2 separate regions of the Mus musculus genome follow, and region 1 is linked to region 2. A link is a loop called in an ENCODE intact Hi-C map of the cell type or tissue named here. Cell type or tissue: left cerebral cortex. All regions are shown on one strand. Links, peaks and the distances in the headings refer to the core of each region. The heading gives the core; the rest is flanking DNA. Region 1 has its middle 230 kb from the start of 4930568E12Rik. Region 2 has its middle 50 kb from the start of Jrkl.

Region 1 (15,975 bases), core at 3,791-8,790, 320 kb after region 2:
TAAGGGGCTGGGGATGAGAGTGGGCAATTTATAATTGTAGACAGGAAAGGGAGAGAAGACACTTTACCTGATTCCCCATGGTCAGTTGGTTTCTATGAATAAATACCTCTGGGTATTCAATGTTGATACAAAGGTATGGCATGTGTGAAGAAGGCTGGGCCCAGCTAGCATGTACTGATTCCTCAAGAAATGGAAGTAGAGGGAGAGGCAAGCCTCTGCATTTCTTTTGCTGTAGGCCTGGAGGTGAGACTCTACAGTAGTATCACAAATCACACTAATAATTATATTCAATTAAAACAGAACCTCCCATTTACAACATCTGATTTCAGTCTGCATTGACTGGTCTAGTTTGCTAGGATCTGAATCTTTGTTCTAAGACTCATGTTGGCATTAATGGCGGCTGCTACACTGAGAAGATGCCTTTGAGAGTTATGGAGAACATGGGGCACCTGCTTTTGTGAATAGAGTGGTGAAACTCTCATAGAAATAAGGTTGCACAATCTTCGTCTCTCTATGTCTGTGTCTTTTGCCCTTCCTGTCTTCTGTCATTGGATGAGTTGACCCTTGACAGATACTAATCCTTTGGTCAAGTGCTTCTGAATCTAGATTCACAAGCCAATAAATTTCTGTTCATTATGTACTTTATATACAGCCTTATGTTACAATAGCAAAAGTGGATACAGATATGCTTTAAAATTTTTGTTACCTTTAAAATATTTTAGAAAACAAATGCAAAACAAGGGATTCTTAATTAGTAAAACCTGCCACTTAGTGCTAAGGAATGGTATCTTTCAAGTTCTGTTGTAGCAGTCAAATAAATGACCTGTTCTTTAATGAAGAGGATTTTGTTTATTAGCTTAATACTTTTAAATTATTTGATTTTTTCATACATAGTAAGTTATTCAATAATTATCTTAAGTTCTTTGATGCCAAAACTGTTCCTTAACATTTAAAAGTGGTACAGGTGATACTGTGATATAATTAAATTTTCAATAGAAGTGTATCCATGTAGATTCTGATATTTATCATCCCTTTAAAAAAGCCTTCTTCTTACTGAATATTTTACTCAACTAGATTTGCTGTGTTGTATATGGGAGGTATTATTCTTTTCTCATTTTTACTTACCAATACCTGACCGTAGGGTCAAAAAGTTTTTCCTAAGACTTAAAAACCTTTAATAATTATTAATTTGGGGAAAAATAGATAACTGGTTTTAAAATTTTCAAAGCTCAGTTTTAATGATGGTTATTAAACAATTTAATCTCCCTTCTAGCCCACTTTCCACCAGAGATAGTGGAAAATAAAAGATACGGGGAAATGGACCTGTTTAGAAATGGGTCTTTGGAGCAAATCCCATCTGCATTGTCAGGAAATGTTCAGCTCAGCAGTTCTGCAGGTCAGCAGGGGCAGTGGCACAGCCTAGCAGGAACATCCCATCCTCAGCCAAGTTGGACGAATGAGCAGGAGGGACCAGGGTTAACAGGAACACTGGGAGACGTTCTAGGCTGTTCCTCTCAGCAAAGTGAAGATCTGCAAAGGCATGTGACAAATAAGCTTTGCACAGCTTGCTCTACTCATACTCCCTCCAAACATCATTTGTCCTCTATGGATCGTGCCTCCCCGTGTGTCTGGCCTCAGCAAGTGAGTCTGTCTCTGATGACATCACTTTGCTAATCAGCCTGAGTCCATGGATGCTGCAAGGAGCTGCCAACATACCACCAAAAGTTTTTATGCATTTCTTTCTGTGGAGTCTCAACAAATGCAGCTCAACTATACAGTGTAAGGTGGACCAATGCATGCAGGTCATAAGCAAAGAATCCTTTGTTACATATCCTTTCACGTGCTTGCGTTAGCATAACAGACTTTCACCTGTGTCTGTTTCAGGGAAATGTTCCTACACATGTTTGCCCCAGCAAAACACTATCCAACACAACTGACTTTCCAAAGAACTCTTAGGTTTGCACTTCAGATTTGGTTCTAAAAGAATTTTGCTAAGACAATAGAATCTTAAACATAACACACACATGGAAAAAGTATGTTGTCTATAAAAACTGAAAAAACATATTAATTATATACTGTCTCAATGGATAACATGTGTGTAGCTTTTAAATATTTAATAGAGTGTTTGAATAAATTTATAGGACAGATTAATACCTTCATGGAAAAGGTTGGGTTCTGAAATTAGTGAGTTCTTGGGAGACTTCTTCATCTTTCTGATGGCTTCTTTTGTTTCAAAAAATAATAATATAATTAATATATGAGGTCATTTCTTCAATAGGTATTTTAAGATCATGGCCAAGTGATACATGGGAAAGTGTTAGGATGGAATTAGACAGATAATGTGCATTCAATAATTTCTCATGTTTAGTCTAAATCTATTTAATGTGAAAATACAAGGAGCAGTGTAGGAAGGATAATTGCAAGACCAGAGTGGATAAAAGTCCAGGGGATCATTTGGGAGTGGGAACAGGTGGATTCTTCCTAGAATTATCTAGAAGTTAGATTCGATATGAGCTGATGCTGTTGTTTATGTCAACCTTTGGCCACAAAGCCAATAAATTGGGATCTTACCATGTTGAGACCCTTTTGTGTCTGTCGCAGGAAGAGAAACAAATCTTAGGTGAAAAATACGCTAATCTCTCTCTCTCTTTTCCTTTAGAATAACTCAAAAAGGGAGAAAATGGAAATACAGCACTGTTTAATAAAAATTTTCTAACTTCAGGCTAATGAAGAGTCTAGGAGAACATCTTTGACTTCATAAAATTTGTATCAAAGTTTCTGTTTCCCAGATGAATTTCTGAGTCTTTTTCATAAATTGATTTCATTAATCACAGGAAATGTTTAAAATGTGGTACCATGTTTCATGGCTGTTATGCAGGATGGAATTTTATGTAAAAACACAACGTGGGCTGGACTACAAAGATTCCCTTCACAGCTTGTTTCTTCATGTTCTTCTAGAGCCTTTTTTTTTTTTTTTTTTTTTTTTTTTTTTTTTATGTAAGTGCATGTGTAAAGACTCAGCAGGACCCAGGAAACAGGAAGCTAAAATGTTCCAAATTCAAGTGGAAACTAAAACACTGTAATAGTGCCCACAGCTGGGAACTGACTGTGGAGAAGGTGTGTTGGTGGAAGAAGCTCCATACTGCCTGGCAGGAAAGGAAACACTGCCAGGCACAAGAAAGACGCTGATGGGTGGCAGCTGCAGCCACTGCTTCAGAAACAGTCTGTGAACCTGGCTAGCATGGACACTGATTTCTGTCTTGCTGGTGACACACATGTCTCCCTCAGAAATTTCCATCCCCAGTTATGGAATGTGGATGGAATGCAGAGAGGGAGCTCTGGTTCTAACAGAATTCTGCTGCTCTATTCTTTCCCCCTGTTCTGGTATGCTCTGCCCACTGAAGTTCAAATTCATTTCTTTCCCTGTCTTTACAAGGGAAGAGCAAATAGACAAACATACTCAGGCTAAGCTGCCTTCTTTATAATTGTCAATTTTCGATGGTTATTTTTAATAGAGTGAAATAAATGAGTCTCATTAGCTTTTCTTTATTACTCTTCACTCACACAGCTAACTATTATTCAGGGCTCTCTGTTCATATAGAGTGGTCCAGTTTAAGGCCCGTGTCCTCACTGTAGTCTTTGTACTTGTTTGTGAAGGAGGAGGAAGCTTGCCTTCCTCTGCCTTTCTTCCACAAGGATTCACCCCTAGGCAGCACTCAGAAAGATGGCAGCGTGGCTTTGGGCTTAGTGAGAGAATTCACAAATTGATGCCTGGTGTAAAGACATGCTTTTATGAGATATAAAGCTGAGCTCTTGTCTACTGTGTACCTGTGACACATTTTCACCTTTTATTCATTAAACCATTTCTCATTCTCTTGCACTTGTAAATTTGAATTTTACTACCAGGTGCTTAATCAGAATAATTCTTTGGTTTGAAAACTTAGTCTCACAATTACTATTTTAATTCTGATTCCTAATGATCTTATTTGGGTTCTCAAGATAGAAAAAAAATATTTTGCATTCCACCAATTCAGAGGCATTGATGTGAACTGTAACATGAGTGAATTTACTATGTAAGCCACATAGACAGAACAGAATTCCAGGAAAGAACAGAGATATTCTTTCTGTATTGCACTCTGTAACACATCTTCCATTCTTTCATTTTAAGAACATATTTCCTGTTCTCTTTGCCTACATATCCCTCCCAATGTTTGTTCTTAACAACCTGCTAGTAGGTGTCCATATTTTCTATTGTAGTCTTTTTTTAAATCCCTTCTGGTGTTTTCTCCATTTTTTTAGAGTGTGTATACTCCTCATACCTTGTGTATGTGTCAATGAAATGCTATGTGCTCTGGCAGACCCTTGCATCACTTTCAGATTATATCCATGATTTATCTGCACAATTACTCAGCCCATTCAAATACTTTGCTACATTTGATTTAATGTATACATTTGGCAAAACACCAATCAAGCTCTGTGCCTGCCCAGTCCTTTCTTCTGTGTGAACTATTTTCACCTGCAGTTTCTCTTAAGTTTTGTGAATTAACCCTCATGGCTGGAGGACAAAGGTACTGTATTTATAAATTATTGTCTTTTTCCCTCTACAAAATAAATAATCTCTGTATACACTAGCTTCAAATTTTCACCATGACTTCTCTTATCCACTTTTATAGCCTTTGACCTTGTTGCTTGCTAAGAAAATGGAGGCCTCCAGAAAGCAAAATGTGCAGACTCCAGCCTTGGTGTGCTTCCTCCAAGGGGCATCTTCATGTTTCTGTGGAGGACCACCTTGCTCATTCAAGGCTCATGCTTATGACTAGACCTGTTATCCCTCACTGGCCCAAGAGAAGCTGTATATTATCATTCTCTCTGCATTGTGCATCACAAAAGTGCATCCCAATTCCATGTTTCTCATAGAAATCAATGTGTGATTGTACATGTGTGTGTGTGTGCCTCTTCACTGCAGAAACTCACTAATGCCTTCACTGTTTTTTCAGATCTTGTATGCAGGAAAACTCTGCAAGAGTCCTATCTATTATTGCTTCCACCTCCTCATAGCCCAGTCAAGTTTTGATTCAGTAATGTACTGATCATGGCTCTGGTGATGCTCAAAATTCCTCACCTTCCTTTATCTACCACAAGGCCCAGTGTTTGACATGATTTTCCCTCCTCTAGGAGATCTGGCCTCACTTGAGTTGAAGATGTCATGCTCTAGTCACATCTAACATCTAGACAAGCTGCCAACAGTGTTTTCTGCAAATGGCTACATAACAAACTAGTTTATGGACCAACACCTGCATTTGTGGTTATGATCAACTCCTGTATCTATAGCTATGATCAATATGTGCATCTGTATTCACAATCAACACCTGCATCTGTGGCCATTACTGGTGCTTTGTTCATTACCACATAGGTCTGTTAAAAAGTGATTTAGCCTAGAAAGAGTCTCTGGTAGAGGATCCAAGTTCAGGTCCCAGCACCCACATGGCAACTCACAAACACCTGTCATCTAATTCCAGATTATTCCTTGCCTCCTTTTAGCCTCTGAAGGCATCAAGTACTCACAGACTGCATATACATACGTGCAGATACAATACTAATGCAGATAAAAATTAGCAGGTCTTTAAAAGAAATTCTTAGCTTGTAGTTTACACAAAAGTGGACTGTAATTTGGACTCAGACTACCAGCACTGTGTTCTATCACAATTCTAGACTTCTAAGATGCCAAGTGTCTTGGAGTCCCATTTGTAGATATTCTGTCTGGAGTGGAAGTGTTTACTTACTTGGTCAGACAAATGTTTAAACTTTAAATACCGTTAATCAGTGTTGGTGTACCAAGGTGTATATTTCTCACTGCCCTTGTAGCCAAACATTTAAATTATGTGTTTAATTGTCTCCATGATATTTGCATTTGTATAGTTACTGTGTACTGTGATTGTAAATCCTGATTTACAATCCTGATGTCCCTGAAAGACAATTCCAATGCTCCAGGTTTTCTCAAGCTCAATACCTGTGTTGCTTCTGACTTCTTTGCTATTGATTTGTTTTACATCCCACATTTGGCCTGTCTGTGGATTATGTAAGGATGTGTGCTTGAGCATATGTAGCCATCATTGTATCTGCAGAGCTGAAATCATACAGATGTAAGTCATTTCCCTTCACTCATATCATGAACATAGTCTAAGTTACCTGTTAACTGCCCTATGGCAAGTATACCCTAGGGCAACTGTTTCTCAAAGTGTGGATCATTAAACCATCTCTAGGACCACAAGGAGAAAAGGGTCTTATATCATACTGTACAGAAACTACAATATAGATCATACAATGTAGATTATGTGTTTTCTATTAATCTTTGCCATGAGGATTTGCAAACAGGGTGCAAAGTCTTTTGAATATCCCTGTCTGAAATTGCTTTTCATATTGGTGTTCCAAAATTATCGTTCATTCTTACCAAAGTAGTTGGTCTATTTGAATAAGATTTCATTTTGAATATGGGATAATTCTGTTACTTGTAAAATCCTATAGGATCTTTTGCCTGCAGTTTAGAATTCATACCACCAGATGGTGATATTTTATTGAGAATAAGATATGATCTCCAAGGATTAACAAACTTGAAAATTGATTATTTTTTATAATACAGTGGGCCTTATTTCTACAGAACAAATTAAATATTGATAGAATAACAGCAATATGTAAATGCATATACCTTATGTTGTTACTTGATGTTTATCTCATTTTGTTTTTCATTATACTTTTAAATTCATTTTATTTTATTTCATTTAAATTTATTTGTTAAAAATTAATTCTTGTATATAATACACTGTAATTACTCTCATTCCCAGACTCTCTAGTCTTCCTTTCCTTTTGGTCAATCCCATTTCTCTTTCTTACAATCATGCCTTTTTAAACTATTTTTTGACTCATTGAGTTTAACCAGGGCCATCTGTGGACCCTGATTTTGGAACTGGCCTCTGCAGCTTGGTGGTCTCATCAAAGACAATGATTCCCCATTTCCAAGAATGTATTGGTAGTCATGGTGCAGCAAGAAGAGGCCCCTCCCCAGTCCATGAAGTCCCCAGTCTTGTGCAGGCACTGTAAGGGTAACAGCAGCTGCTCTGAGATCTTGTCTGCCATGGTTGTGACATGCCCAGTAATGGTCATTTTGAAGCTCTCTCTTGATCTTCCTGTGTTTGCATTCTTCCATAGTGTTCCCTTGTATTAGTTAGTTGTTGTTGCTTTTTTTTTTAATTTATTTTTTTATTACATATTTTCCTCAATTACATTTCCAATGCTATCCCAAAAGTCCCCCATACCCTCCCCCCCCCACTTCCCTACCCACTCATTCCCATTTTTTTTGACCCTGGCATTCCCCTGTACTGGGGCATATACAGTTTGCATGTCCAATGGGCCTCTCTTTCCAGTGATGGCCGACTAGGCCATCTTTTGATACATAATCGCTGTTATAAAACACCATGACTAAAACAAAGAAGGAAGAGCTTAATTGTTTTATGTTTCAAGGAAGATTAAAGCCCATCACTGTCAAGGTAGGGAAGCATGGCAAGGCATTAGCCTGAAAGTTCACATCTTAATCCACAATCAGGAAGCCACATGGAACCTGGGAATGGTTCCAGTGTTTGAACTCTAGCCTGCTCAAGTGACACATCTCTTCAAGCATGGCCACACCTCCCAAACTACCAAAATAGTGCCACCAGGTGGGCTATGGAGACAATATTGGTCACCACATGAAAGCACTACAGTCCTGTTTAGAGGTGAGCACTCAGCCATCACTTGTGAGCACCTTGAGCAGCTGTGACTCTGCATTTACAGCTGTTCACTGTGAAAATAGGCTTGTCTGATTAATGCTTAGAGTAGCACTTGTCTGTCTATATAAGCAGATGTTTAGAATGTTAATTTAACTGAATAGCAGTAGTGTTCTCTTTAGGGCTCATTAATTCCCTATCCACATGTGTTTGGCTAGGCTTACATTAGCAGGCATTAGTCCTCTCTGGTGGGCTCAAATTCAAGTTCAATGAAAAAGCAGTAGTTGTCCCCTTAACAATCATGCCACTGTTGTACAAGTGGGGACATCTTGTCTGTAAACATGTGGTTCACAGCTGGCTCTTCCATAGCACTTTCTGGAACCATGGAAGCTAGCACTCAGGGAATAGGTTTCTCACACAGATTTAACTTCATTTCTCTAATAATTAGTAACTCCTGTCAAAGCCTACATTGTTTTAGAAACTTCTGGGACTACTATGACCAACAACTCATGTGTTTGACACTAGGCACTGGGAATTTTGCTTAGTAACCGAAAGGTTTTAGGAGCAGCATGCTACATCTGTTGGGGACAGCTTCCTTCAAATTCCCATTCAAGAAAATTATGATTTAACTGGGTTAGAGGATAATATATTTTTATATAGCTTATCCACACATTTAGGTAATCCTCCCCCATCCCCTATCTTTGCCATCTCTGGACTCTTCTTACTTAATCTCACCCACAGCACTTTCCTTCTCTACTTCCATTTTTGCTTATGTTTTACTATTCCCTCTCCCCTATGTACCCCTAGTGACTCTTATTGTAGTTTCTGGTTTGCACAATATTCTAAATTAGACTTATATGTCTAAAAAGCCCAAGGAAGGATCCACATATGAAAGAAAACATGAGGTATTTGTCTTTCTGGTCCTCAGTTACCTCATTCATTTTAATTTCTGTCACTTCTTTTCACTTACCTGCAATTTCATAATTTCATTTTCTTTATGGCCAAACAAACTGATTGTGTATGTGTACCAATTTTCATTACTAGGTTAACAGTAGATGAACGTCTAGGCTGGTTCCATTCCTTAGCTATTGTGAATTAAATTGCAATGAGCATGGTTGTTCAGGTGTCTCTCTGGAAGGAAATAAAGCTGTGGGTATAAGCTCAGGGTCTTATTGCTCAGTACTGTGGAAGAGCCTCTTCAGCATCATGAGATCAGACTGCTGTCTGTTGCTTCACTGATTTACATTAATACATGCATGCCAGGATCTGTTTGATCTTAAATCTGTCTTCAAATAAGATAAAGATAATTATTACTCCTCTGAGAATTTTGTACAATGTATTTTTGTATTCGCTCTCCCCTAAATTTCCCCTAAATCTGTACTGATATCTTAGTTGCTTTCCTATTGCTATGGCAGAATAGCATTATCAAAGTAACTTATAAAAGAAAGCACTTAATTAAGGTACTCAAGGTCTCAGAAGGCTAGAGACCATGATCATGGCCAGGAACATGGCCACACATGGTGCTGGAGCAGTAGCGGAGAGCCTACATCTAATACACAAACAGGAAACACAAATAGCTAACTAGGAATGGCTTAAATTTTTAGCCTCCAAAAGTCACCCCTAGTGACACACCTCCTTACACAAGAATACATCTAGTCTAAACAGTTCCACTAGCTGTGGATCAAGCATTCAAATATATGAACACACATAGCAATACACATATTTTCCCTAATATGCAGCCATATCATCCCCTAACCCCATCATGTCCAATTAGTGGTTCCCACACACTCTTCAATGTATGACCTTCCATCAGAACACTGACAATTTACCATAGAATGCACTGTTAAAGAAAACTGACTTTCCCTCTTCCAGCAAGCTATCAATTACAAATGCCTGGTGCTGAGACTTCATGCTTGTCTCCCTTCTCCATGCTGGGATTTTCTCTGGCTTGAGCTTGTACAGATCTTGTGCTACTATGAGTTCATGTGTGCCCTGCTGTGTACACAAAGTCTAAGATTTATTTTTATGTATATGAATATGTATGTGTCTGTGTGAGGGTATGTGCACGTAAATGCATGTGCCACGGAGGCCAAAGTAGAGGGTTTCTGATCTCCTGGACATGAAATTTCAGGCCAATGTGAGCCACTCAAGATGGATGCTGGAAAATGAACTTTGACCTTTGCAAGAGCAGCATATTCCAAACTGTTGAGATGTTTCTCCAGCTCTTCATTTGCACTTGATGATGGTTAATGTCGCTGCGGTGAGATGAAATATAACAAAAGCTTTAATATGTTTCCTTTATTATAAAATATATTAATTATTTTTATATCTTTACTCTTTGTATTTTTTAGAATGTTTTAAAATTCCTTATCCCATTTTTAAAAACTGGCTTATTGTCTTGATGGTTTGTGTTTTGAGTTGTAATTCAATATGTAAAAGCATCAAAGCATTAGAATATCTTGCCATTCTATTTTCTTGTAAAATTCTCTCTAACCCTGCTGCCCTAGATCATAATTCTCTTTAGACAACTATCTATCTAGAATCTGTAAAATAAATTTAACCTCTTACAGAAGCTTTTTGTTCTCCTAGCAATTTTTAAAATTAATTGTCCTTATTTATAGCTAGTAGCATCATGCTGGCAAGAGCTTTGTGTTTCTAAAAACCCATACCAGATTCAAGGCTGGAGATAGAAAAAGTCTGTGAGTCTCAAAAGGAAATAATAAGCCTTATGAAATATACTCAGAGCCTTCTCTCTAACAAAGGACCACTGTCTAGGGAAAGGGAATTTATCACAGTTAAATTCGAGCTGTCCTTTATCACTTAAGAGAAGGAGAACATGGTGTCACTAATGATTAGAGATTTGAGATAAAGACTGAAGTCCTAGAAAATCCTAAAGCAAAGCAAGGAGGCAACATTGAAGTAACAACAGAAGGAATGTGAAACCTTGACATGAAGACTTTAAACAGTTAAAATAATTACTAAACATTTTCAATTTTTAAACAGATTAGAATAATCAGTAAAAGGGACTTTACTGATATCATTTTTTTCAGAAATGCAGATGTCTATTTCCTCCATTCCTTCTCAACTTTATTACCTCTTCTTTCATTGTTACACACACACACACACACACACACACTCACACACACACACACACTCACACACACACTCAAACACACAACTCACACAATGTATTTTGAATTGACTATAAAGTAAAAGCAGACACCTCTTTAGAATGAATGCTGTGTCTAGAATATTGTTGTCATGGTGTGCGTTCTGAAGGGTTCTGCAGCTATTCCCTATGGCTTTCATGTTTGCAGCCTGCATACCTCTTGCTGGCAGACTTCTCTTGTCTTTGGGAGCACTCTATACTTTTAGCATCTCTACGATTATAGAGTGTCCATTTTATTTCCCCGTTCAGAGCTCCCTGCTGGGAATCCTACCATGTTACACGTTGTCTGGCCTCTTAAATCATCCTTAAAATGTAGCTGCAAGCCTGCATGACACAGCAACTGTTCCATTTTGCAAATATGCAAAACCAGCCTGCTATGGTGTATAAGGTTCATCATATGCTGAAAAAGTAGGGAAGGATCCTTATCATGGCTGCTGTGTCTTCTGTGTGCTTGGGCAGCTGAATCCTGAAAAGCACTTCCTCAGGTGGCCTTGTGCAAACAAGGCAACTTAGCAGTGCTCATTTCTCAAGAGACAATCTTTCAAATGTGTTTGTGATTTAGACATCAGAATCTGCCATGGTAGAATTTAATCATCATCCCAGTGAGAAGTTCTCAACTTCTGCTTAATGGCACCAGTATCTTCAAAGGTTATAATCTCCATATCTTCAACTTGAAGTAATATGGCCAACCTGAGCATTTAAAAATAGAAATTATGTTTTTATTTCTATTTCAGTTTTTTTATTGCATTTTTATTATTAAACAATTACTTTAATTTTAAAATATTTTCTTTTCTTCTTTTTTTTAATTTTAAAATTTTTTCCTTGGATATTTTCTTTGTTTAAATTTCAAATATTTTCCTGTTTACAGGTTTCCCCTTTGGAAACCCACTACCCTATCTCTCCTTCTTCTGCCTCTATGAGGGTGCTCTCCCACCCATCCACTCCCATCCTCTTGTCCTTCCTGAACCCCACTGCCCCCCTCTATGTATGTGGCCATGTGAATGTCACTGCACGTGTGTAGAAGTCAGAGAAGAGTTTTGGGACCAGGTTCTTTGTTGTCTGCTGTCTTCCCAGAAAGCAAAGCAGAATTAGGGTGAATAGCATCCACTGAAGCTCTGGACCTATCAGGAATGCTGGGAGTATTACAGCTCTTAGACGAGAGGCAAGGTTTGGGCAGCCTGCACAGGGAATGTAGCCAAGGACCTTCATATCTAGTCCGCTACTGTGTCAGTGCCAGGATCACCAGCAGAAGTGGCAGCATCGGTGGTATTTTTGGCAGCATGAGCCTGACCAGCCAGGCAGGTTAAGGTCCAGTGTTGAATGCTTCATGAGAGAGAACTTTTCCTCAAGTGTTAAAGCTCAGTAAAAACAGGCAATCTCAGATGATCCTCAGCAAAATAACTTGTGTGCTTTATTCTATGTGGACAGGTATTATATAAACACTGAAGAGTGGGTTGGGATTTAAGGGTAGGTAATTCCTATTTGCTCGGTTTGAGATGTTAGTGATGCTTTGTTTTCATGGGGAGAGAATCCAGGTGTTTCCTTATGTGACCGATTGTCTATGGTCCTTTCAGTGTTGTGGTCACATTTTCTAGAGCAGGTACAGAAATGTGTTGGAACTGATTCAACTCCTGCTGATCTCAAGTCTGATATACCAGGGTCTGAGGTCACTTACCTTTACCAGTTCTGTCTGGTGGCATGGTCCACTTAGCCTACAGGCTTTTTCTCCATTATGTGAAATTTTCAGAGACTGAACTCAGGTAGTCAGGCCTGGCTCTATGCACAGAGTCATCTTGCTAGTCTCTAGTCTCACTTTTTGAGTACCACACAGAACCACCCATTAAGCTACACTTACATTTCCTGTATAGCATGCATCTCCAAAGTCTTATTCTTCCCACAGACAGTTCCGATGGTCTGGGAATCACAGGGTTAGATTTAAGTACAGTGATGACCATAATTTTCTGTATCACTTGTATTCCATTTATATCGTCAAAGAAAGCCACAACTTATGGAAGGAAAGCTTGATTTCAATTCATAGTTTTTGACTTTCAGTACATCAGGGTGAGGATGAGTATCTGTGAGCATTGTAGAACATTCTTGTCATTGTGGGTCAGTGCCGCAGACCCTCTGGATCCCTTTGTCTGCGTGGAACGGGTCTCTGGAGCAGGTGGGCAAAGCGTTGGATGGAATGACAGACAGATGCACACAGGAGAGGTTGTGTAGAATCTGAATGTAATTTGTCAAATCGAGCATCAAACTTTTTATACAGAAGAAAATAGGGAAGTTGGGTGACACACCAGCAAGGTACAAAGAGGTTACTGGATTCTTACACAAAACAGAGGAATACAAACACAGAAGGTCTAACAGGAACCACCTGGGATAGAATTCATTGTTAACAACTGGGATCAACAAGAGCTCCACCTAAGATTCACTTAATCTTAGAAGCCAGGGTCAAGGGCTTTGTGCCCTTGCCCTAGTTCCTATTTTAGTCTATTGTATAGTCTACCTTCCCGCTAGGCCATTGTAAATACGTGTGTATGGGTGTAACTCAGCTATCTATAGTTCTAAGTATCTAGTCTGGTTCCTCCTTAGGTCTCAAACTTCCTTCTTCCTAGATGATGGTAAATTCTTGTAGGGCAGTGACCTAGCTTTTATTCAAAGTGATAGTGTAATGCCAGAGGCAATTCTGAATGTCACTGAATAGGCAACATTCTTACTGAATTCCAAGCCCATGGTCTGCTCAAGGATTTTCTAGGACGTTGGAACACTGGTGAAGTCTTGGCTATGTCAGAATTCAATCTTAAAAGACTTATAATAGGATAATACTAAAAGAGAACACATGGATCCATACACCAGACTAACTCGGGAATGGAATATTAATGTATGGGTTAGAGAGGACGCCAGACTCCAGGAGGTGAGTTTCCATGAAACTCTGCCTCATGAGTAGCTTCCAAGCCTCTCAGCCTGTCAAGCTGACTTGGCCAGAGTTCGTGGCAGGTCAGGAAGCAGAGAATAGGGAATACAGGTACTCTCCTACCTTTGTCCCTCCTGTCAGTCAGAGTGGTCAGAGCATGTAACAGTTCTGACCTACATTCATGGTGGGTCTTTCCCCTTCATGTGACCCTTCTCTGAAAGGTCCTCACAATGCTGGATGTTTGTTTTAGTCAGATTGTCACATAGTGACTCTAAATCCAATTAAGTTTACTGTGACTTTCAGGATGGTATTAAAAGACATAATGTGAAGTCAAATAGAGGCAGATGTGGCAGGAGAGGAGACAACATGTTTACCATGGTGTGTTCAGTGGGGGTGGGGGTGGTGAGGATCAAAATCTCCTGAGCATCATGTACCTTAGCATCACTAGGGTATGCCATTGTTACATTAATGTCTGGCACCTGATTCTTAGAGCTGCACAGATGATCAGAATCATGTCAGTGCTTATCAAGAGTGAACAACATGAAATTCTGACCAGGAAGTGAGGGCAGAAGACATGTCTGATGCTGTATGGTGTGCTCTTGGAATAGGAAAGGCAACAGAATGATTAGGCATTAGGGCAGCTGGACTTGTATAAAATTATAAAGGAGTCCTCAAACCACTTCAGAGAGTGACTCAGAGATCACCAAGTCTAAAATCTTGTAGTTTTCCCAGCTTGGTGCAAAAGTATCATGATGCACCGACATCCATCCAGTCCTCATTGGCCCAGCACTGCTTGATCAGTCATTCTGCAAGCTGAGCTGCATATTGCAGAAGCACACTCTTGTGGCATAAGTCCATTCCTCTTTAAGAAACTGGGTGAGGCATTATCCAGTGGCACAAAGCATGCTTCCTTTCTATAGTAATTGTTAAGACTAAAGTACTTAATACATAGTTAACAGCAGGAACTGCATTTGACAGTAGTCAACATTGTAGAATCGATGGTTGCTGTTTTTCTTATTATTAATGATTGGATGGAGAACATCCGAGAGGCTCTGAGAGGTTTGTTTTGACATGTTTATGTCAGTGGCTTACTCAAACATTACTTATAACAGCATCCAAAGAGGATAATATTTAATGAATTGGAATGTTTCCTTCATTTTACTTGGAAAAAAAAGAGAAATAAGCAGAAGAATTAAAAACTAACAAAAATTAGAAATATCACCATAATCTCTTTATGTGTTTTTTGAGATTTATTTATTCCTTTGATGTAAATGAGTGCTCTGTCTACATAAACTGCAAAAGAGAATACCAGGTCCCATTACACATGATTGTAAGCCACATTGTAAGCAACCACATGGTTGCTGAGAATTGAACACAGGACTTCCGGATGAGCAGACAGTGCTCCTATCTTCTGAGCCATCTCTCTAGCTCCCATAATCTATTAGAATCTCTCCTTATTCAGGTTAGGTCATAGTACTGGTCTCAGTTGTGCTGAGATGACTTGTGTACAATTCACCATCATAACATTTATTTTCAGGGATTTTACTGTTGTATCCTTAGAGGCATGGTATTGTTGAACTAAACAATCATTCATATTGGTTTGCTTTCATTTTTGACTTCTCTTTACTGTGATGATGGTTATGAACTTGATGAGGCTGCAGATGATGTTCCCAAACATAATGGAAGGGCTAGGCTGGAGGAAGAGTCAGTGCAGGTTGGGCGTTCATGAATAATTTGCACCCATCAAATTTTACAATTCTTGAATCCAAGGCAGAAGCACAGGCCAGATGGTTTAAGTTCAGGCCTCTGTTTTTGTATTTTGGACTAGAGTCTGAACAGAGCTTGCTTAGCTCTGAGTGACAGAGATAAACTTGCCTAGCTGGCTGGTATTTCATTCAAATAATATATAGATACAACTCTTTTCTTTCATGTAATTTGGTATCAATATATTAATTATAGAATTATAGTCGGTATCTCCCCATAGATGCATGTTTGTGTGTGCATTTGTGAGTACATAGGTATGTATTGTGTATATGTATGTGTGCATGTGTGTGTACATGTATGTGAATGTGTGTTTCTATGTGGCTGTGCACATGTGTACAGGAGCATGTACACATGTATTTGGGCAAGCA
Region 2 (15,975 bases), core at 5,511-10,510:
ATTCAGAACCCAGCACTCATGTAAAAAGCCCAGCTCGCAGTTAAGTGAGAGATCCCGTCTCAAAGAAACAGGAAGACTACGATAGAGCAGAACCCTGGAGGCCTCTTCTGGCTTCTCTACATACACAAAGATGAGCTTAGTTATGTGCCTACCCAGATCCACATATACAATACTCACATATTAAAACCAACTGGTTCTAATGATACCATACTTAAATACATAAGCACATACATAACACAGACTCAGACACACAAACACACACACACAAACACACACACACAGACACACCCACACACAGACACACCCACACACACACACACACACACACACACACACACACCAAAACAAAAACCTAATCAACCCAAAACAAAACACAAAGCCAAAACAAACTCAGATGTATCTGTGAAGGAAAGAAGAGAGGACTGAGGACTCCTGCCCCATTTTGAGTTTATGCAGTCATAAGTGCATTCTTACTCTGTCACTCTGTGGTTATGTGGCTTTGGAAGGTTATTTCCACCACAGGCCTCTAATTTCCTCTCATACATAGTGGGCAACATTACTTTCTACAATGATCCTAAATACTAGCCATAATTTGGTGACAGTGTTTAACAAGCAGTAGATGTTACTTCTGTCACTGCTTTGAACGTGAATAGAGAATTTGGTCTAGTTTAATCTTGTGTGTGTTGTGCTCCTGAATTGTGCTCCATAAAATCCACATGCAATAAATCCCTAACTTTTACTGTGACTGTGTTTGGGGTTGGTGTCCAAAGTGTGCTCTTGTTCAGTCTATGTTAAAACACAACAAGGAGGCAGATGTCCCCAAGACACAAGGAGATTCCTCACCAGCATCTGTGTCATCATGTGCCTTGACCTTGAACTTTTCATCTTCCCTTATCACAATGAACACTTTTTGTTGCTTAAGCCATACAGTCCGGGTAATGTGGGTAACATGGCCTAACTGATTAAGACAATGTTTTATGGGGGTCTCACAAAGTGGACACTTAGATAAACCTTCAATTGTGTCCAAGATCATAGGAAGGCAAGTTCTAAATCCTGGAGGCAGAGCTGTCTTGGGAATTCAGATAAGGGCTCATTTTCAAGATACTTTTTATTAGCACATATTCACTATATACAATAATGGGTTTCATTGTACCATTTTGATGCTATGTATATGATGAACTTTAATTATGCCTACTGTCCCCCTGTTATACTCCTTATAGTTCCCTGGTCCTTCTTCCTAAAACATGTCCCTTTCACTTTTTTGTCTTTTGTTAAAGTCTTAATGCCACATAGGACAATCTGGTGGATTAAATATGAAGTAGACTCCACAGGTTTATGTATTTTGTATTTCTAGCTGGAGGGGTTGTTTGGGGAGGTCATGGACTCTGTAGGGGTGGAGACTTGCTAGACGAAGGGCATTGATTCGAAGGGCTTTGAGCTTTGTAGCTTTGTAGCTTTGTCACTCTACTTCCTGATTCTCCCTTCACTTTCCTGTGCAGTAGATATGCGCTCAGCAAGTTTCCTGCTCCTGCCACCACATTGTGCCTTCCCTCTGGAAGAACTCTATCCCTCTGGAACCATAAGCTAAACTAAAGTTGCTCTCCCATAAGTCATGGTAGTTTTATCACAGCAATAGGAAAGAAACCAGTACAGAGAGGAAACAAGTGATTTAGCTTTCTGAGTCTTGCCTACAAGGTAGTATAGCTAGGTTTTATGCCTTTGAGGAATTTCCATACTAATTTTGGAGGATGGTTGGACACATTTTTATTTCCACTAAGTTTTTAAGTGTGTTTTCTTAGGAAGGGATGTTTTTCTGGAAGAGATCTGGACTCCTGCTGAGATCTTAGTAGAGGAGCAAGTGGTGGCCTAGACACACAGCTAATGAGAAGTGAAACAAGTCCCCAGTACACGGAATCAATGCCAATTCCAGATATTAAGAAAGTCACATATAATTGCTATTCTCCCCCTGAGCCCTTCCTACTGGGAAAACAGATACACTAGTGCCTGCATAGCAATGGTACCAGAGCCAAACCCCAAGAGGAGCCAGGGAGTGGCAGAACTTCTCTGCATCTTTAGCTATGAAATGCTCATGCTCAGAAAACTGTATCATCTTCAAAAATAAGACCTAATGCCACTGCATATTAAACTAGTTGTCTCATAATGCCAGTGCATGTTATCATTTATAAAAGATTTTGTGTATATTAATAGATTTAGGGATTGGTTGTTTAATGGAATGTCTAGTAGACTAAAACCCTCTGACAGGTCATTGAGAGATTTATACTATTCTCCAGAAGTCCTTCCACAATGCTTCAGGTCTATGTCATGGTTCTTAGTGTGTGGGCTTTCCTTTTTCACTATAGGTGTATTGATCGTTTAGTATCGATAGTATTTCTAGTAGCTTAAGGGATTTATCCTCCAAATTGTATATTGTCACTTCTTTTGCTTGGGTGGCTAAATGCCTAAATCTGCCCTAATTAGAATTGACTCTTGGGGTTGACAAAGAGAACTACAGGCTTACAATGGTGTATACAAAGTGCTAACTTAGTTTTTCTAAGAGTCAATACTTCTTCCATATTGTTTATGACAATTCAGAAAGTTCCTTCAAGTCTTGTTTAGACATAAATGATTCTTAAAAAATTTTCAAAGAACAAATTGCACAATTAAATATCATTATTGCACTATGAAAATTCACTTAAACCCATTCACTCTAGTTAATATCCTTCTTGTGGGAAGTTTGAACTCCCTGAAGGTACTCGGTAGACATTTTAAGAAGACTAACCACTGGTCACATGTTGATGCACTAGGTAAGCCCAGGATAACAAGGCAAAGACTGTAGCTCCTGATATTTTGCAGATTAACAGTGGAATTGCTCATAATTGTGAGACCAAGTGAAGTCTGCTGAGAGGACCACATGCACATGGAGTACTATGGGACAATGCCAGGTACAACTTCCTGTAGTTGTGGAACATCATGACAATTTTCCTAAATTCATGATATTTGACTATGAAAAGATAATGAGATTTATCCTGAGATTAGGGCAAGACAAGGAGTTTCCAGTGCTGTGGACAGAGGAACATTGTCTTCAAAGGTCTGAGAAAGTAGCATGAATTAGGAACTTGGATGTTTACTGGATGTAAAGCACTGTGGGTGAGGTGGCTAAAGGCAGTCCAGGAAACATTTCACATCATATCTCTGGGAAGTTAGATGAAGATGCATGATATGCTCAGCAACAGTAGAATGCTGTGTTGATTTTCGTGCTTTAGAGATTTCAGTTGGAATTCGTGGAACTACCTTCTTAACCTTCCATCATTTACTTTCCATCTGTGCCAAGTTGAATGTTACTACAATCATAGCTGTTTACTTTTTCTTTTAATATTATATATTAAATTGCCAGCTATTTGTGGTAGCTATTAAGCTATTAATACCAACAGTGAGATAGACACTACAGTAATGTGTGCAGTTCTCTTTCTTTGTGATTGTTAGCCAGGGCTTTATGGGTAACTTGGGCCCAAGGCCAAAGTCAATGATGTGGCTGTTGAGAGCTGAAATCATCAGCATTCCTCGGCCCTGTTTATATCGAAGGGCTAGTATCACTCCTTGTCCTTAATTTAAACACTCCCGGGACCAAGTGGAAACAGACAGCTTCACCATTCCAACCAGGACTGCCAGTTTATTCAATGCCTGCCTCATTGTTTGCATTGATCCAAAGCTCTTAAAATAGAACAAAACAACTAACCAATTTCAAACTGATTCCTCCTCATAAGATTCACTTTAGTAAGACTCAAGAAAGGTGCTGGTGAGATGGCTCAATGTTTAGGAACACACTGCCCATGGAGAAGGCTGGAGTTCAGGTCCCAGCACCAACATTGGGCAGCTCCTAACCACCTGTACATCCAGCTCCAGGGCATCTGCACCCTCACCTGACCTTTACACATACCTGCATGCATGTATACACACCCAAATGCACACATATGTATGAGTCATTATTTGGAGTCTCTTGCATGATGCTACCTTTGGAGCAATGGAGTTTAATTAACAGTTGTCTTAGTTAACAAACCTGCTGTTTTAAATGGAGAGAATTGGCAACCTTGGGTCATGGGCAAAGAGTGGACTCTTGCTTTTGTCAAAATCATCAATAACTTCCAGTCAAGTTCCCAATAGATTCCTTATTCTCATTTGAGACATTATCTCTGTCCACATTTCTGTTTTTTTTTTTTTTCTTTTTGAGACAGGGTTTCTCTGTATAACCCTGACTGTCCTGGAACTCAATATGTAGACCAGGCTGGCCTCGAACTCAGAAATCCACCTGCCTCTGCCACCCAAGTGCTGGGATTAAAGGCGTGCGACACCACTGCCTGGCTACTCTAGTCTTCTGAACCAACTTCTAGAACCACTCACTACGCTTGGATTATAGCTTTCTAACTTGCATCTTTAAGCTTTTTCAAATCTCCTCCCACCACATACCATGTCTTAGACTTGTGAACTACATAGCTGGGTAGTTGTGAAATAACTTCTCTTCTTGGTACTGACTTGCTGTGTTATATTAGTTTATTGTGGGATCAAAGTAAGTTGAGGGATTTCCCTCAGCTCATGTCTTCACAGTTCTTACTCTGTCATGGAAGGGAGGGTGTGGTTCAACAGAGCAGCCCCCTCGGGAGGGATTCCGTGTCTGGTCAGCAAACCTCAACTTTTCTCTGTCTTTCCATTTGCTCTCCAGCCTAACTAGTGGTGATGTTTATGTTCAGGGATCGTTTCCCTTGTTATGAATTCTCTCTGGAAATGGCTTCTCATATATACATACCTACAGCTGGCCTCACTAACCCCCTATATGTCAATTAAATTGACAGCTTATCATAGAGATAGATATGTTTAACTTGCTTTAAACATTACAGCGAGTGCATGTTTCTAAACATTGATATCATGTGCTAATTAAAAGTATAGTGGAAAAGAGAAATTTAAATTTACAAAGTTTTTTAAAATTTGTATGTGTATGTATGTACATACACATGGATAGGTGTCTGAATAGGACAGACTAGGACGTAGGATCCTGTGCAGCTGGAGTCACAGGATGTTGTGAGCCACTTGATCTGGGTCATCTAAAAAGAACACTTAACAGCTCAGCCATCTCTCTATCTCCAAAGGAAGCTCATAGCTGGTAAAGATGGCTAGTGGAGGAACACACAAATCTAGCTCTATCCTTGTGGTCAACAACCATTACCAGTGTCACCAATACCGGGTTCTCCACTCTCTTTGGATACTCAGAACCTAGGAACTTACTATGAATTTGGAGACAGTCAAGAGACTAGTTCTGGCTACCCTAAGGGTGTGTGTGTGTAGGCAATCATGGGCCCACTTTTCTAGGTTGCTTTCTAAACAACTTGTTTGAAAGTCACTTACAAAATATAAGCAAACGCTTTGTAAACAAATGAACTGTTAAGAAAGTATTAGGTAATTCTGAGGCTTGCGCTAGAGAGGTGACCGCAGCAGTTGTAAAGAACCTGGCTTACGTTCCCAGCACCGTAGTCATAACCACTCGTAACTGCAGCTCTAGGGCGTCTTGATGCCGGTTCTGTCTCTCTGGGCACCCACATTCATGTGCAATAGATACAATTAATATGTTTTATTTAAAAAAGAATTTTACATTTATTTAACTTATGAGTATTATTACTTGCCCGTATGTATGCGTGGATACCACCTATGTGCCTAGTGCCTATGAAGTTTAGAAGAGGGTGCTAGAAAGCCAGAATGGGAGTTTCAGGTGGTTGTAAGCTGCTGTGTGGAGGTTGGGAACCAAATCTAGTTCTCTTAACTGCTGAGCTATCTTTCCAGCCTAATAAAATAAATCTTAAAATTCACAGTAAATTAGATTTAGTTTCCCAGTTAATATTTCAAGTGATGAATTTAAGATAATTAATCATTGTCCATCAATGCAAGTGGAAGGTCTTCTATAGTATCTTGACACCACCTGGCTTAGGTGTGTGCAGGCCTACAAAGTACTTTTAAAACATTCTTTATTATTAAATGCAGCATTTGATAACTTCATCGTTGCCGCTGGGAGAGGATGGCAATCATGCAGTCACTTTTCACATAGTCAGGCCCTTTCCTAGAGGTCTTATGTCAATGGTAAGGATCTGGCCTCTGCTTCTTTGTACTTCCTGTGTTCAAGGCTGCCTCCTGTTTTCTGATGGATCTTCCAAATTTGTTGGTTGTTTCTATTGTTTCATGGTAATCATAAGTGCAGGTCTTATATACTGTATGGAGGAAAATATGAAGGATAATTCATTCTTGATCAAGTTAAATGTACTATTTAGACATTGCCAGTGTTTCTTTAAAGCCTTGTTTCTTTAAAGCCTTGGGCTATCATCTCTGCTTTTTCCAGAGTGAGATTTCTTTTAACAGTGAAGGCACTTGTGCTCAGTTCTGTAGAGACTCAGCAGGAAGGATGGGTGGTATGTGTGGGAATGTACATTCAGAGGTCAGGGGTCAGAGGCCAGAGGTGAAAGTCAGGTTCCTCCCTCTACTGCTCTCCGCCTTATGGTTTGAGACAGGATCTTTTACTGAACCTGGAACTCACTCATTGTTAAGAGTGGCTGGTCAACAACCTTCAGGGATCCACCTGCCTGTCACTGTTCCACTTAGGGCAGAGTTCCAGTGCAATTCCAGTGCATCCAGCTCGAACACATATCTTCATGTTTATAAAGCAGACACTTCAGTGGCTGAGCTAAATTAAATAACAACATTGTCATAGAAGAAAGTTATCCAAGGACCTGCTGATTTGCAATCACATTTCCTTTATGGAAAGCCAGAAACATTTTCATCTTTTGGTCTTAAAAGGGAGTCATTTGAGTGTGGAGACGCTTTACTCAGTGGAATGCAGGTTAGGCTGCTTCTTTCTTCACTAACAAAAAGCCCTCTGCCCCTTTTTCTAGAGCTCTGAGACATGAATTGAGGCCTTTCATAGCTCAGAGAGTTTGTAGGACATAGAGATATAGATATAGATATAGATAGATAGATAGATAGATAGATAGATAGATAGATAGATAGATAGACAGAGAGAGAGAGACAGAGAGAGAGACAGAGAGAGAGACAGAGAGAGGGGAAGGGGGAGGGGAAGGGGAGGGAGAGAGACATACAAAGGGAGAGGGAGAGATAGATAGAAAAATGATAGATAGAGATAGAGAGATAGAAATAGACAGACAGGGGCATGTGATGCATACAAGCATGGGATACATAAGGCATGATTCCAGTTGAGTGAGTGGAGTCTGCCAGGAGAAGGATCAAGTCTTGCCAAGACCAGATCCATCCATTCTCAGTGCTAGAGAGCGAGGGAGGAGAAAGAGGAATTAGACAGAAGGGAAAGGAGAGGGAGAGGACCCCATCTTAATATTAGAGCAGGATTCTAAACTTTAATGCTTTCATCATTCAGCGAAGGCATTTCTTTTGGGAGTATAGGGATATTTTAAGAAACATTCTATGTGGCTTGGATTCTAGGTATGTAGAGGGAAAGAAATCCATCCAGGTGCATTAAAGGAAAGTCAGATTTTAGACTTTCTCAAGACTTGTTTTCTAACAGTTTCTAATGTCTCACAGAAACAGTCATATTTGAAATGACATTTGAAGGAGGAAGAAAAGCGTGGCATTTGAAAACAATCCATACCTATACAATAAACTTCAATGACTTTCTACTTTTAATGCTTTAATATAAGGCCTCATCCTGCAGTCTGCATGGGATAAGATACCTAGCCATCTTAGTGGGATTTTTTGGGGTGGAGAGGGGGAAGAGCCCGCATCAGCCGTATGTTGTCCAATAGAGGGCGCTGCGAACTCACACATCCATCGCAAGTCCCCAGTGGTGCCACTCATTTTCATCGCCGTGGAGATTCTTAATTAACACATGCCATCTGATTTTCACTGATAAGAAAGCTGGGGTGGCTGTGGCCTTCACTAATAAACTATAATTTTGGAAATATTAAGAGTTAGAAACTGCTTAGATATTTCTTCTTGATATTGCACTGACCTTTTGTGATCAATACAAACAAGATCTAAATTGCAAATTATCCAAGCTCTTGGCCTGGAGCAAAGTTTTATTCCATTCTAAAAACAAAATCGAATATATGTTTTGATAGCTCTAGACTATCAAAACTAATATCATTATTTTTTATGTGAAGAATATTGAATTGCTTGAGATTTTTCAAATAGACACATTCAGGACACAGAAAAAGAGGTCTTAATATAATATAGACAATTCTCAAAAAATCCAACTTCTCCCCCTCCAGAGACCTGGTTAAAGAAGCCAAATGCAGACTCTACCGCGAATTCTGGATTTATTGTTTAGCATCAAGCTATAGTGACCACTAGAGGGTGATCTCTACTCGCTTATATTTCTGAAGCCTTCAGCGAGAAGGGCTCCTCTTAGAATGGAAACAGTTCATTTAACTGAAGTCTGGGATTGTTTAGGAGTAATCAGAAAAACCCCACAATGCTTGAAAGATTTGTTAAATTTTATCTGTCTGTCTGTCTGTCTGTCTCTCTGTCTGCCTGCCTGCCTGTCTGCCTACCTACCTATCTCTATCATCTATATCTATCTACCTTTCTTTCTTCTCTTTTCTTTCCTTTTTCCTTCTTTCCTTCTTCCCTTCTTCCCTCCCTCCCTCCCTCCCTCCCCCTCCCCCTCTCTCTTTCTCAAAGCAAAGTAAGAAACTAAGAAACTGTATGTTTCTTTCAATATAGTTTTACTTCTCTAGTGACTTTTATTGATCACTTTAATACCTTATGATATTTCATAGCTAAGCCAGTGAGTAGATTAGATCCCTATATTTTCTCTGCTCAGTGATGAATAAATAATGCTATAAAAATTCTTGCTATTAGGGCTGAGGGAGTGACTCAGTCATTAAAGCGCTTGCCATGCAGCCAGGAGGACCTGGGTTTAACACCCAGAACCCACATGAATACACCTAGTGTGGCGGCGGCGTGTACTATAACAGGAGCCAGGGCAAGGAAGGTGGGCACAGGGGTATCCCTGGGTTTTCCTGGGTACCCAGCCTAAGTCCACTGAGGAAGTCCAGGCCAGTGAGAGACTCTGAAAGCAGGCAGATGGCCTTCCCAAGAATGACAATTGATGTCACCAACTGGCTTTCACATGTATGAACAAGTGTTTGCCTTCATATACACAAACACATGCATGCACAAACACATAATTGTGGTTCTTGCTGTATTTCTCCAGGGTTGGTCTGGCAGATCTCCAACTCCAAGATTTTTTAGTCTACCTTTTCAGTAAAGTGCATGCTAGGTTCTATTGTTTGAAATCACTGATTGCATTTTCTCCCTATTGAGGAAATTCTCACCCACTGTTGTGTGACAGTTTCTGTGGAGTCGATAGTATTCTAAGTGAACTCTTTCTCACCCACACTTCTGTTAGGAGCCCTGATAAAAAACTATTAGTTTTCTAAGTTGGACTTTGGTGCCATCATTACTTTGGTCTTTTATGGGTTTACTTTCTGGGGTAAGTGAATGTGTGTGTGTGTGTGTGTGTGTGTGTGTGTGTGTGTGTGTGTGTGTGTGGTGTTGCATCTTCCCAGGAAAAGTTTTCCAAATACCAGTGCCATCAAGTTGAACGAACATGCCCAGTGGGATGTATGAAGAAGCAACAATGGCTCATCATCATAGAGAGGCCTTAAGTCTGACATAATGCCTTCTTCTCATTTCTTCTTCCACACAAGTGCACATCACAAACAGTGAATAACCTCATAGCTATTTAGTAATTACCAACATGCTTCTTGGGAAAGGAATTATTTATCCTTATAAAGCACCAGAGTTTTATGGATACTTTTTATGTGGCAAGCTAATATAGAAATAGGTGTGAGGAAGTGGGATGAGCTGTAAGTGGTGAAAAAAAACAACCTTAAGGAAACTGAAGAGCTGATCAGCATGTTAGCTTTACTGAACAGCTGGAACCTGGGAGGCAGATGCTTCACTGGACGAGCTGTGACTTTGGCTGGGCAGATACTTGGAAGAAGTATTATGGAGTGTGGTCTTCTGTGGTTCCCTAAATATGATAAGCTTTTAAAAAATAAGTATGAGGCACTGAGTGCTCTTCCTCAGTTTGAGTCCCAGCAACCACATGGAGGCTCACAACCATCTCTAATGGGATCCGATGTCATCTTCTGGTGTGTCTGAAAACAGCTACAGTGTATTCACATACATAAAACAACTTTAAAAATATGGGAGATGACTGCTTGTGAAATATAAAATGTTGACCTCCTATGTCATATTTCAAACATAAAACTGCTTTCAATGATAAAAGCGATAAGTGGTTACAGTCAAAGTCACCAAATGGCACAATCTTGGTGAAATTACTACTTTGACCCCACTATCCTAAGACACAAGTCTAGCATAGCTGGTTCAGCCTCCATTGCCTTTTTGTTGAAAATATTTTATTTATTTTCATTTAAAAGTGTGTGTGTGTGTATTATACCTGAGTGAGTGCAGTGTCCAATGAGGACAGAAGAGGGTGTTATATCACCCAGAGAAGGAGTTATAGGCAGTTGTAACCTGCTATACATGAATGCTTGAGATAGAACTTGAGTTCTCTTCAAGTTCAGTACCAGTGTTTAATCAATGAGCCATCTCTCCAGCTCTAACTCTCACTGGCTCTCAGTGCTTTAACTAAAATATAAGGAAAAAGCACATGTGCAAAGACTTAGAGGACAGCCTTATTTGTTCAGCACTTGCCTCACAAGCACAAGGACCCATGACTTTCATCTTTGTACCTGGAACTTTCAGGTTGTATTTGAAATCTGAGTGCATATGCCAAATAAAATGTGTTACCTCATTTAAATAAATGTTTGCTCATGTTAAAACTTCCAAGACATAAAATTCAAAATCAAATGACAATTCTATAAAGTAATATAAGGTTACTGGTGTTGTTGGCTCACAGTACACTTCTAGTGAGAACTGTGTATGTATTATTGACAGAGCATATCTTGAAAAATGATAGTTTGTATTCTCAACTGAACATCCAGGCAGGGTTCTTCACCTTGGTAGTTTATTATATGTCTGTTCTGAATCATTTTAAAGTATCCTGCATGTGGAATAATGAACCAAATCAAATGAGTTTTAATATATATTAATGTCTCTTTATGCATAATTTTGTGATTGTGGTTTCAGTTGTTTTGAGTTAACTGAATTATAGAAGTACAAAATACAAAATTTTTTAAAAACAAAAAATTTTAAAATCAATTCCTTTTTTTGTAGAATTGTCTTTTAATGTTAAAATTCCTGTGTTGGAGGTTCCCAATGGAGGAGCTTGAGAAAGGACCAAAGGAGCTGAAGGAATTTGCAGCCCCATAGGAGGAACAATAATATGAACCAACTAGTACCCCCAGAGCTCTCAGAGACTAAACCACCAACCAAAGAGTACACATGGATGGACTCATGGCTCCAGCTGCATATGTAGCAAAGAATGCCATTGTTGGAAATCAATGGAAGGAGAGGCCCTTGGTTCTGTGAAGGCTCTATGCCCCAGTGTAGGGGAATGCCAGGACAGGAAATTAGGAGTGTGTGGGTTGGTGAGCAGGAGGAGGGGGATGGGATAGAGGGTTTTCAGAGGGGAGATGAAGAAAAAGGATAACATTTGAAATGTAAATAAAGAAAATATCTAATAAAAAATCAGGTATACTTAAAAACAATTTTCCGTGCTGGAAGTTTTTTTCCCTTCTACTAACAATAGTATGTCCCCTCCCTCTACTCCTTCCAAGTAGTCCCCAACTCCCCTCCCATCTGGATTCACCTTGTTTCCGACCCACACTAGAAAACAAACAGGCTTCTAAGGAATTATAAAATGATATGATGTGATGTGATATGTGGGATGTGATATGATATGTGATGCGATGGGATGTGATATAGGATATGATGTTATGTGATATTATATGAAGTGATGTGATGTGATGTGATATGATATGATGTGATATGATATGATGTGTATGTTATTATGTGATGTGATATGATATGGCATAATATGTGATATGATTATGATATGATATGGTATGGTATGGTATGGTATGGTATGATATGATGTGATATGATGTGATATGGTATGATATGATGTGAAAAGATATGGTATAACAATACAAAACTAATACATTGGAATAGGAAACAAACAAACAGAAGGAAAAGTGCCCAAGAAAAAGCACATGAAACATATGCAGGTGCAGAGACTCATTTGTTCACACACTCAGGAATTCCACAAAATACCAAATTGTAAACTCAAAGGATGTGCAGAGTAAAAACAGAGACATTTTTTGGCCATTTTTTTAATTAGATATTTTCTTTATTTACATTTCAAATGCTATCCCGAAAGTTCCCTATACCCTCCCCCTGCTCTGCTCCCCTACTCACAGACTCCCACGTCTTGGCACTGGCATTCCCCTGTACTGGGGCATATAAAGTTTGCAAGACCAAGGGGCCTTTCTTCCCAATGATGGCCGACTACGTATGCAGCTAGAGACATGAGCTCTGGGGTACTGATTAGTTCATATTGTTGTTCCACCTATAGGGTTGCAGACCCCTTCAGCTCCTTGGGTACTTTCTCTACCTCCTCCATTGGGGGCCCTGTGTTCCATCCAATAGATGACTGTGAGCATCCACTTCTGTATTTTCCAGGCACTGGCATAGCCTCACACGAGATAGCTAAATCAGGGTTCTGTCAGCAAAATCTTGCTGGCACATGCAATAGTGTCTGCATTTGGTGGCTGATTATGGGATGGATCCCCGAGTTTGGTAGTCTCTGGATGATCCATCCTTTCATCTTAGCTCCAAACTTTGTCTCTGTAACTCCTTCAATAGGTATTTTGTTCCCTATTCTAAGGAGGAATGAAGTATCCACACTTTGGTTTTTATTCTTGATTTTCTTGTGTTTTTATTTTAATAAAAATAAAAAGTGAGATAAAGTTTAAAAAGAGAAACAAACAGAAAAAGCCTTGACACTGTGTTATGAGACAAAAAACCTCCAATGATGGTTTTGAGTTTGCTCTGTTGGCCATCTAGTATTGGGCATGCAGCCTATCCCTAAGGTAGTTTGTTCCTCTAGTTAAGACTCCCATGGTGAAAACTAAATTTCCATTGCAAGTGCTTATTAGTTGGAGAGAGCTGCTGGGTTAGGGAAGGGGCATGTGTGCTCTTCTCTTTCCAGCTCATGGGCCCTTGTGGCACAGAGCCGCACAGATCCTGTGTTTGCTGCCACAGTTTCTGTGAATTCATGTGTGTCCATCCTGTTGATTTAGAGGGCCTCGTTTTCTTGGTGTCCATATCTTTTCTGGCTCTTACACTTTCTGCTTTCATGTCTGAAGGGTTTCCTGAGTCTTGGGGGAGGGGGATTTGATGGAGACATACCATTTATGGCTGACTGTTCCAAGATCTCTCATTCTCTACATAATGTCCAGCTGCTGGTCTCTCTATCTGTTCCCATCTGCTTCAGGAGAAAGCTCCAAAGCTTCTCTGATGATGGCTGAGCAAAGGAGAATGTCATTAGGAGTCTTTTTTCTCCCTGAACAGTAGTACTTGGTTTTACTGACTCTCAAGTTTTAGATTCTTGGTCACCCAAGCAATGTCAGCTATGGGTTCCATCTCCTAGAGTGGGCCTTAAATCTTTTCAGATATTGGTTGGTTACACAAGCTTTATTTCATCATTGCACTAACTTATGCTTTAGATAGGACACTTCTGTAGATCAAACAGTATGTGGCTGGGCTGGTGTTTAGGTTTCTCCTTTCATAGCATGCAGAGTACCTTCCTGTATCAAAGATGTCAGTGGTGAAGATTCTATGTAGACACCAGATTGAGTGCTCCACATTCAATAACATGTATTGGATAAGCGTTGTTTTAAAAAATAGAACCTTGCTGTCATTTGTGGAGACCCATAATCTTGGCAAGAGCCTGACTTGTTTAGGGGTTCCAGTAATGTAGATGTAGCTCAGGCTTTGCTTTGCTTGATAGTAAGAGAGATCCAGTTGGTGCTCTTTCTCCCCAGTTATTTGCAGATTTTATTTAGATTTTTCTTCATACATGCATATATTTTTGGAAGCTGCTACTGTATTAGTACTGTTTCTACACTACCTCTCAAGTGGCTCTTAATTTTAGTTGTCCCGCTCTGTATTGCCATCATTGACCCCCTTGTCTTTTTCCTACCCAACTCGATTCTCCCATTCCAGTCCCTCCATCTACTTATAACTTTTTATTCTATTTCCCTTTCCTAGAGAGATCTATCTGTCTCCCCAAGTCCCATATTCTATATCTAACCTCTGTTATTCTAGGGATTGTAGTGTGACTATTATTGACTTAACAGCTAATATCCACATAGAAGCAAATTTATTTTTCTGTGTCTGAGTTATTTCACCCAGGATGATTTTTATTCTATTTCTATTTGTTTGCCTCTGAATTTCATGATTTCTTTTTCTTTTAATGACAGAGTGATATTCTATTTTGTAAATGTACTGAATTTCTTTATCCATTGAGGGACATTTATATTGTTTCCATTTTCTAACTATTATGAATAAAGCAGCAACGAACATATAGAAGCAAGTGTCCCTGTGGTAGGATGAAGCATCTTTGAGGGTATATGTCAAATAATGATAAAGCTGGATCTTGAAACAGATCAATTACCAACTTCTAGAGGAACCCTCACACTGATTTTGATCATGGTTATACAAATTTGCAGTCCCACCAGCAGTGACTGAATGTTCCTTTGCCAGTATGAGCTGTCATTTGTTTCATTCATTTTTGCTATTCTGATGAGTAAAGATGAAATCTCAGGGTAGTTTTGATATGCATTTCTTCAATGATTCAGAATATTAAGCATAAGTGTTTCTCAGTCATTTGTGTTTCCTCTTTTGAGAACTCTCTGTTTAGAACTGTGCTCCATTTTCAGTGACTTGTGTTCTTGTTATCTAGCTTTTGGAGTTTTTCGTATATTTTAGATATTAGAGCTCAATTGACTGTGTGGTTGGTAAAAGTCTTTTCCCATTGTGGAGCATGCTGCTTTGAGTGAATGATGGTGTCCTTTGCTGTACAGAAGCTTTTCAGTTTCATGAGGTCCCATTTATTGTTGATCTTAGTGCCCGTGGAAGTGGTGTTCTGTTCAGAAAGTCTTTTCCTGTGTTAAGGCGATTGCACACTTTATCTTCTATTCGGATCAGTGTATGTGGTTTTATGTTAAGGTATTTGATACATTTGGAGTTGAGTTTTGTACAAGGTTATGAGTATGGATATACTTGGATTTTTTTGTAGGAAACCATCCAGTTTTACCAGCGCTATTTTTTTTGTTCATTGTGTGTTTTTGGCTTCTTTATAAAAAAACCATGTCAATAGGTGTGCAGAATTCTATCTGGGTCTGTAACTTGATTTCATTGACTGACATGTTTGTTTTTGTGTCAATAACATGGTATTTTTATTACTATATCTCTGTCTTGAGTCTTTTTGTGGTTTGGATATCAGGACAACTGTGTCTTCATAAATGTATTGAGCAATATTCCTTATGTTTTTATTTTGTGGAATAATTTGTAGAGTATTGGCACTAATTCTTCTTTGAAGGACTGGTAGAATTCTTTCCCAAAACCATCTGGTCTTTGGATTCTTTGTAGACTTTTAATGACTGCTTTTATTTCAATATGGGTTGAAGGCCTGTTTATATTGATCTTGATTTAACTTGGTAAGTGCCATCTATTGAGAACATTATCCATTTCTTTTAGCTTTTCCAATTTTGTGGAGTACAGGTTTTTAAAATATGTTCTTATCATTCTCTGGATTTTCTTGATGCCTTTTCATCTCTCATTTTGTTAACTTGAATATTCTTCCTCTGCCCTTTAGTTAATTGGGCATCATCTCACCAGCTCCTACAATTGCTTGCCTACATGGGAAAATATGTGTAGAGACAATGTGCAGTGTCTCAGTAACATACAGAGTCTCAGGCTGAGTTTGTTTTT

Evidence for each region. Hi-C counts contacts between places; a loop is a spot of excess contacts. Peaks named below come from ENCODE experiments on the same cell type or tissue, not always from the same donor. Only the 100,000 strongest peaks of a DNase experiment are listed, where the experiment ranks them.
Region 1: it touches region 2 in a loop (6-fold over the local background); 7 of 42 quality-filtered maps call a loop at or near these places.

Annotation. Positions count from the first base shown.
Region 1 is chr9:12,867,316-12,883,290 of GRCm38, reverse strand. No RefSeq gene overlaps it. Among named protein-coding and RNA genes, the nearest start is that of 4930568E12Rik, 230 kb to the left of the region's middle. In left cerebral cortex, for the core only: a CTCF peak has its summit at 6,544 (motif pointing right); a DNase peak (open chromatin) is centred at 6,540.
Region 2 is chr9:13,187,832-13,203,806 of GRCm38, reverse strand. No RefSeq gene overlaps it. Among named protein-coding and RNA genes, the nearest start is that of Jrkl, 50 kb to the left of the region's middle. In left cerebral cortex, for the core only: CTCF peaks have their summits at 7,793 (motif pointing right) and 8,365 (motif pointing right); DNase peaks (open chromatin) are centred at 7,829 and 8,368; H3K4me3 peaks cover 330 bases.